2 separate regions of the Homo sapiens genome follow, and region 2 is linked to region 1. A link is a contact called in ENCODE Hi-C data. All regions are on one chromosome and are shown on one strand. The core of a region is the stretch at or near the end of the contact, and the rest is flanking DNA. Distances in the headings are between cores, read along the strand shown.

Region 1 (2,700 bases), core at 52-2,551:
GAATCCACATGCTGCCTGTCTTAGTCCTTTTGGGCCACTATAACAAAAATTCCATAAACTCAGTGGCTTATAAATAAAATACAAAATAAAATTTATTTCTTGCAGCTCCAGAGGCTGGAAAGTCTGAGATCAAGGCACCAGCAGATTTGGAGTCTGGGATGGGTTTGCTCCCAGGCAGGGATGGTGCCTTCTAGCTGCATCCTCACATGGGGCAAGAGGCAAGGCAGCTCTCTTGGATCCCCTTTCTTTTTTTGAGACGGAGTCTGGCTCTGTAGCCCAGGATGGAGTGCAGTGGCGCAATCTCAGCTCACTGCATGCTCCGCCTCCCAGGTTCACGCCATTCTCCTGCCTCAGCCTCCCGGGTAGCTGGGACTACAGGCGCCCACCACCACGCCCAGCTAATTTTTTTGCATTTTTAGTAGAGACGGGGTTTCACCGTGTTAGCCAGGATGGTCTTGATCTCCTGACCTTGTGATCCACCCGCTGTGGCCTCCCAAAGTGCTGGGATTACAGGTGTGAGCCACCTCACCTGGCCAAGGCCCCACCTTCTAATGCTATCACTATGGAGGTTAGGATTTCAGCATATGAATTTGGGGTTGCAGGGTGGGACACGGACATTCAGGCCACGGCACCACCTCTCACATGAAAACAATCATCCCTTTCCTGCCCCTCACTACTAAAGATCCATTCACGTCCACAATGCCTTGGACCTCACTTTCTGTCTTAGATGAACAAATTGATCTAAATTAAGCTACCCATAAAAAATATCCTGTTTCTGTTAGGAATAAGTTCCATTAATAGTAAAAGACTTGCAAGGCATGAAAAATTCAGTTTCCCTTCCACTGATGATGATTTCTTCCTCCAACTTTAGAGATTGTCTATTCTAATCTTGTATGTTATAAATGAACAAATCTCAACCCAGAGAGCTGAGGTGGCTTTCTAAGGGTCACACAGTGAAGACCGTTTGGTAGGACTTTTCCCCACTGCCCCAAATGGCAAGATACAGGTACTTGGCATTCAGTGTTTAAAAGGTAATTATAGAACTACTTTTAAACAGGAGGTTGTTTTACCTTGGCATTTTTTTAAGAAAAAAAAATAAACAAGTGTACTAGATTTGTCCTTTTAAGCCAGTTTAAGAAGCGTGCCTTCTCTGTGCTGTTGAAATTGGCAGGCCCACATCTTGCAGACAGACTGTTCTGGTCTACTTGGTTAGTTGTTATCCCAAATGCAAATCTGACTCACGGGTGAGATCATGAGAAATCTGGGCTATTTTTCTTGATGACTTTTTCTTTCCTCTTCCAATTTTCTTTTGCGGTATTTGGCTCCGTGTGATACCCATGCTGGGGAACAGAACCTTGAAAGGGTTGTTCCTAGGATGGTCACTGCTGTCGTATGAATCACAAGACAGCTGGGGCAGGCTTGGCCCTGAACCGTTTGTGGCTTTGGTGTGGAAGTTTAGGGTGTGTGTGTGTGTGTGTGTGTATGCGGGCACAAGTGTGTGCTTGCACATGTATCTGTGTGTGAGTGTGATGGCGTATGGCAAAGTAAGAAGATTACTGCTTACTAGGATTTGAGCCCTTTTTCTAACCAATGGACTATTTTTATTCAACAAATGTTCACTTAATATCCAGCTTTTACTAGGCGGTGATGATATAGAGGGGTCTCTTACTGTCTAGAGAACATTATCTACAATTGAATAAGTAAATATTACCTAGCCTGTGTATTAGGGTAATGATAGTTGCTATTGCTGTGACAATTAAACCTCCAAGTTTTGTTTTGTTTTGTTTTTTTGAGATGGGGGTCTTGCTGTGTTGCCTAGGCTGGTCTTGAACTCCTGGTCTCAAGCAGTCCTCCCACCTCAGCCTCCTGAGTAGTCAGGATTACCGACACGCACCACCGCACCCAGCTGAAACCTCCAAGTTTTAACGGCTTAACATAACAAAAAATCATTTCTCTCTCACAAACAGCCTAGTGCAGGGCTCAAATCCCAGGAAGCAGAAATCTTATACAGGCCAGGGCCATCACACTCATACACAGACACATGCGCATGCATGCATACACACACACACACACACACACACACAGGCGCATGCATGCGTACACACACATACACACACACAGAAATACATGCACACACACACTAAATTTCTACACCAAAGCCACAAATGGTTCACAGCCAAACCTGCCCCGGCTGTCTTGTGATTCATACGACGGCAGAGACCATCCTAGGAACAACCGTTTCAAGGTTCTGTTCCCCAGCATGGGTGTCATACAGAGCCGAAAACCACAAAAGAAAATTGGAAGAGGAAAGAAAAAGTCCTCAAGAAAAATAGCCCAGATTTCTCATGATCTCACTCATCCTTGGTCAGCAGGTGGCTCTCCTCCACATGGTGATTCAGGGACTCAGATTCTCTCCATCTTGTGTCCCCACCAATGTCCTAGGGCTGCGAGTACTCTGCCCCCAACTGGTGGAAGGGAGGAGATGGTGGCGAGAAGGTGCATCTACTTCTGAAGTGCCTTGGGTTGGAGTGAAACACCTCACGTCCTCTCACATCTCATTAGCAAGAACTAACCAAATAGCCCTGCTCAGATGCAAAGGGAGCTGGAAAAGGTAGCCCGCAAGGAGTCTACACTATGAAGGGGGAATATATGGAATTGTGGTGTTTGCCTGCTATTTCTGCTACTGTCTGATAAGTACTT
Region 2 (2,700 bases), core at 54-2,553, 430 kb after region 1:
TTACTCCTGGCCCAAGGGGATATGTTTTTCTTTCTTAATTTTTTGCAGCTGTAGCTCAAAGGATAATTTTTGTTTGTTTTCACTAGAATGAAGAAGATGTTTGCTTCATAGTCTTGAATAGAAAAGAAGGCTCAGGTCTGGGATTCAGTGTGGCAGGAGGGACAGATGTGGAGCCAAAATCAATCACGGTAAGTGACAGAGTCATTAGGCTCTCAGGAAAATCCCCCCTCAAGCAGCCTCAGAATGTGATCAGGGCACAAATTCCAATCAGCGGGTTCAGAGATTGCTGGATTTCATTCCCAGCTACCAACATAAAAAGGGAGAAGTGGGAGAAGTAGTACGTAAGGTTTTCGTTGACAAAAGACAAGCATTTTTAACACAGAGCTGACATGTATAGGCCATTTCCAATCCCTATAAACACAATTCGCTATAGCCTTATAATTTACCTCCATATTTTAAGCAGTAGAAAACATTAGAATCAACTGGCCAAACTTGTGTTTATACAATTACTCCCGTCTCAAAAAGTCACTCAAAATTTTACATCATTCAAAAGCCTTCAGGACCATCCAGAGGGTCACCTTCACTGCACGAGCCCAGGCCTCATTCATCTTCGTATTCCCATTGCCTCCTGGATGCCAGGCCCATGTCAGACACTAAAAAGGAGTTAAAAAAAAATGTGTGGAGACACTGGCATTGACATTTGTGTTCCATCCCCCGCACTGAATGTATGTTTTTTTTTATAAAGCAAGTGTCTACCTTAGAAAGTTCCTTTACTACAAGACCCGGCACGGTGGCTCACGCCTGTAATCCCAGCACTTTGGGAGGTCGAGGCGGGTGGATCACCTGAGGTCAGGAGTTTGAGACCAGCATGGCCAACATGGTGAAACCCTGTCCGTCTCTCCTAACAATACAAAAATTAACTTGGCATAGTGGTGTGTGCCTATAATCCCAGCTACTCAGGAGGCTGAGGCAGGAGAATCGCTTGAACCCGGGAGGCTGAGATTGCACCACTGTACTCCAGCCTGGGTGACACAGCGAGACTCCCTCTCAAAAAATAAAAATAAAAAAGGAAGGTTCCTTTACTACAGATACGCAGTTAGTTACTATCTCCCTTTTACCGGAAATCGTAAGTGGATCTGGTTTTTGTTCCCTTTTCCTTTCCTCATCCCAGGTCCACAGGGTGTTTTCTCAGGGGGCGGCTTCTCAGGAAGGGACTATGAACCGAGGGGATTTCCTTCTGTCAGTCAACGGCGCCTCACTGGCTGGCTTAGCCCACGGGAATGTCCTGAAGGTTCTGCACCAGGCACAGCTGCACAAAGATGCCCTCGTGGTCATCAAGAAAGGGATGGATCAGCCCAGGCCCTCTGCCCGGCAGGAGCCTCCCACAGCCAATGGGAAGGGTTTGCTGTCCAGAAAGACCATCCCCCTGGAGCCTGGCATTGGTAAGATGATCATTTCAACAACCAGCAGGCTGTGAGCTACTGCAGAAAGAGGAGATTCTGGTTGAACATGAAGGAAAATAACAGCTAACTAACTTCTAGATCTGAAAAATTAAATGTAGCGAAGTCTAGTGTGTTTGGATGCTGCTTACAAAAGCAGTGTTACAAATAAATTAGAAAAAAATTAGAAAATTAGAAAAATCCCCCCAGTAGTTCAAGCTGTACTGTGGAAGATTTAAAATGACTGCAGAACAGTTTCCCTAAGTGTCCTAAGAAGGAATCTCTTACATTCACAGCCTCTTGTTAGGACTGGTAAGGAAAACAGGAAACTACGTGACGGGGCGAGCAGTGTTGAAGGAGAAATTCCAGAACTAAGATTTATCCTTGGGAAACAGCAAGGTTGTATTCTTTCCTGGTTTAGAAGAAAAGAAGGAAATGAGGGGGCAAGAGTATTTTGTGTCTGAAAACAGAAATTGCAGCCTTAGTCAACCAAGAAGAACTCACTGGAAGAGGTTTAGAAACAGATTTTCTACGTTCCGTCCATATTCAGAGCCTCAGAACCACGTGCAGCGTCTGTTTCTGCAGTGCGAGCTGTTTAATGCCCTGTTAAGTACTGCAGATGTCTGGAGTGCCGTGCATCTTGGCATTCAGGGGTGACGTCTTTTTTTATTCGAGAGGGCAAAGCAGAGGGTATGGGTTAGGCAGTGCCTTCTGGGAGGGGCCTTTTGTTCCTTCTCCACATCTCTCCCTGATAAGGGTAGCTGGATTCCTTTCTACAACTTGGCTTCCTTGTGGCCTGAGCTGTTTGTAGTCCTTGCTGAAAATGGCTCCGATTCCATTTAACAAATGAGAAACACTTCTTGTCCAGATGCCTCCATGGTCCCCAGTCTTCCTTCTGTGTCATTTCACTTTCCCTCTTCCAGAGGGCTGAGGCCCTCCTCAATACAGGGAAACACCTTGGTCATCAGATCTTGTCATGCTTGCCTTTGCCCCAAAACTGTCTCGACCACTTGGTGGACTTTCAGTGGGATCCTTGTAAACTGTCAAAGGAAACCACTTCATCCTCACAGCTGCCAGTTTTTAAGCCTCGTGAACTCAGATCTGGATGGTCCTTCTGTCATTTATAATCAATCACTCAGTATTCCTGCAGCAACTTCAGGGCCTCTGGTCTTGAAGCAGACCCTGCAGAGCAATCAATCAAACGCTGAGCGCCTGGAGGGCTTAACCTCGCTCAGTTTCCTGTTCTTCAGTCTCCCTAACC

The links. A loop is a pair of places that touch in the nucleus more often than their neighbours do. Pooled maps may share reads with other maps.
Region 2: a loop to region 1 is called in a pooled map, with 3 times the contacts of the local background. The contact joins two enhancer-like sites. A Hi-C loop is called at or near these places in 1 of 168 maps with a recorded cell type or tissue (K562), 2 of 37 single-sample maps with no recorded cell type and 6 of 50 pooled maps.

Annotation. Positions count from the first base shown.
Region 1 is chr5:31,662,395-31,665,094 of GRCh38, forward strand. The region is part of intron 1 of PDZD2 (PDZ domain containing 2); the gene reads left to right. Among named protein-coding and RNA genes, the nearest start is that of PDZD2, 25 kb to the left of the region's middle. Within about 2 kb of position 1,302, at least 4 of the 41 ENCODE cell types and tissues checked have a DNase peak (open chromatin) inside an H3K27ac peak, as active enhancers do.
Region 2 is chr5:32,097,193-32,099,892 of GRCh38, forward strand. It overlaps PDZD2 (PDZ domain containing 2), which reads left to right. Exons shown (of 25, transcript NM_178140.4): 22 at 87-188; 23 at 1,172-1,442. It overlaps LOC105374711 (a long non-coding RNA gene), which reads right to left. Exons shown (of 4, transcript XR_007058716.1): 3 at 1,119-2,700; 4 at 1-653. Among named protein-coding and RNA genes, the nearest start is that of GOLPH3, 76 kb to the right of the region's middle. RefSeq lists an enhancer at 512-1,711. Within about 2 kb of position 1,304, at least 7 of the 41 ENCODE cell types and tissues checked have a DNase peak (open chromatin) inside an H3K27ac peak, as active enhancers do.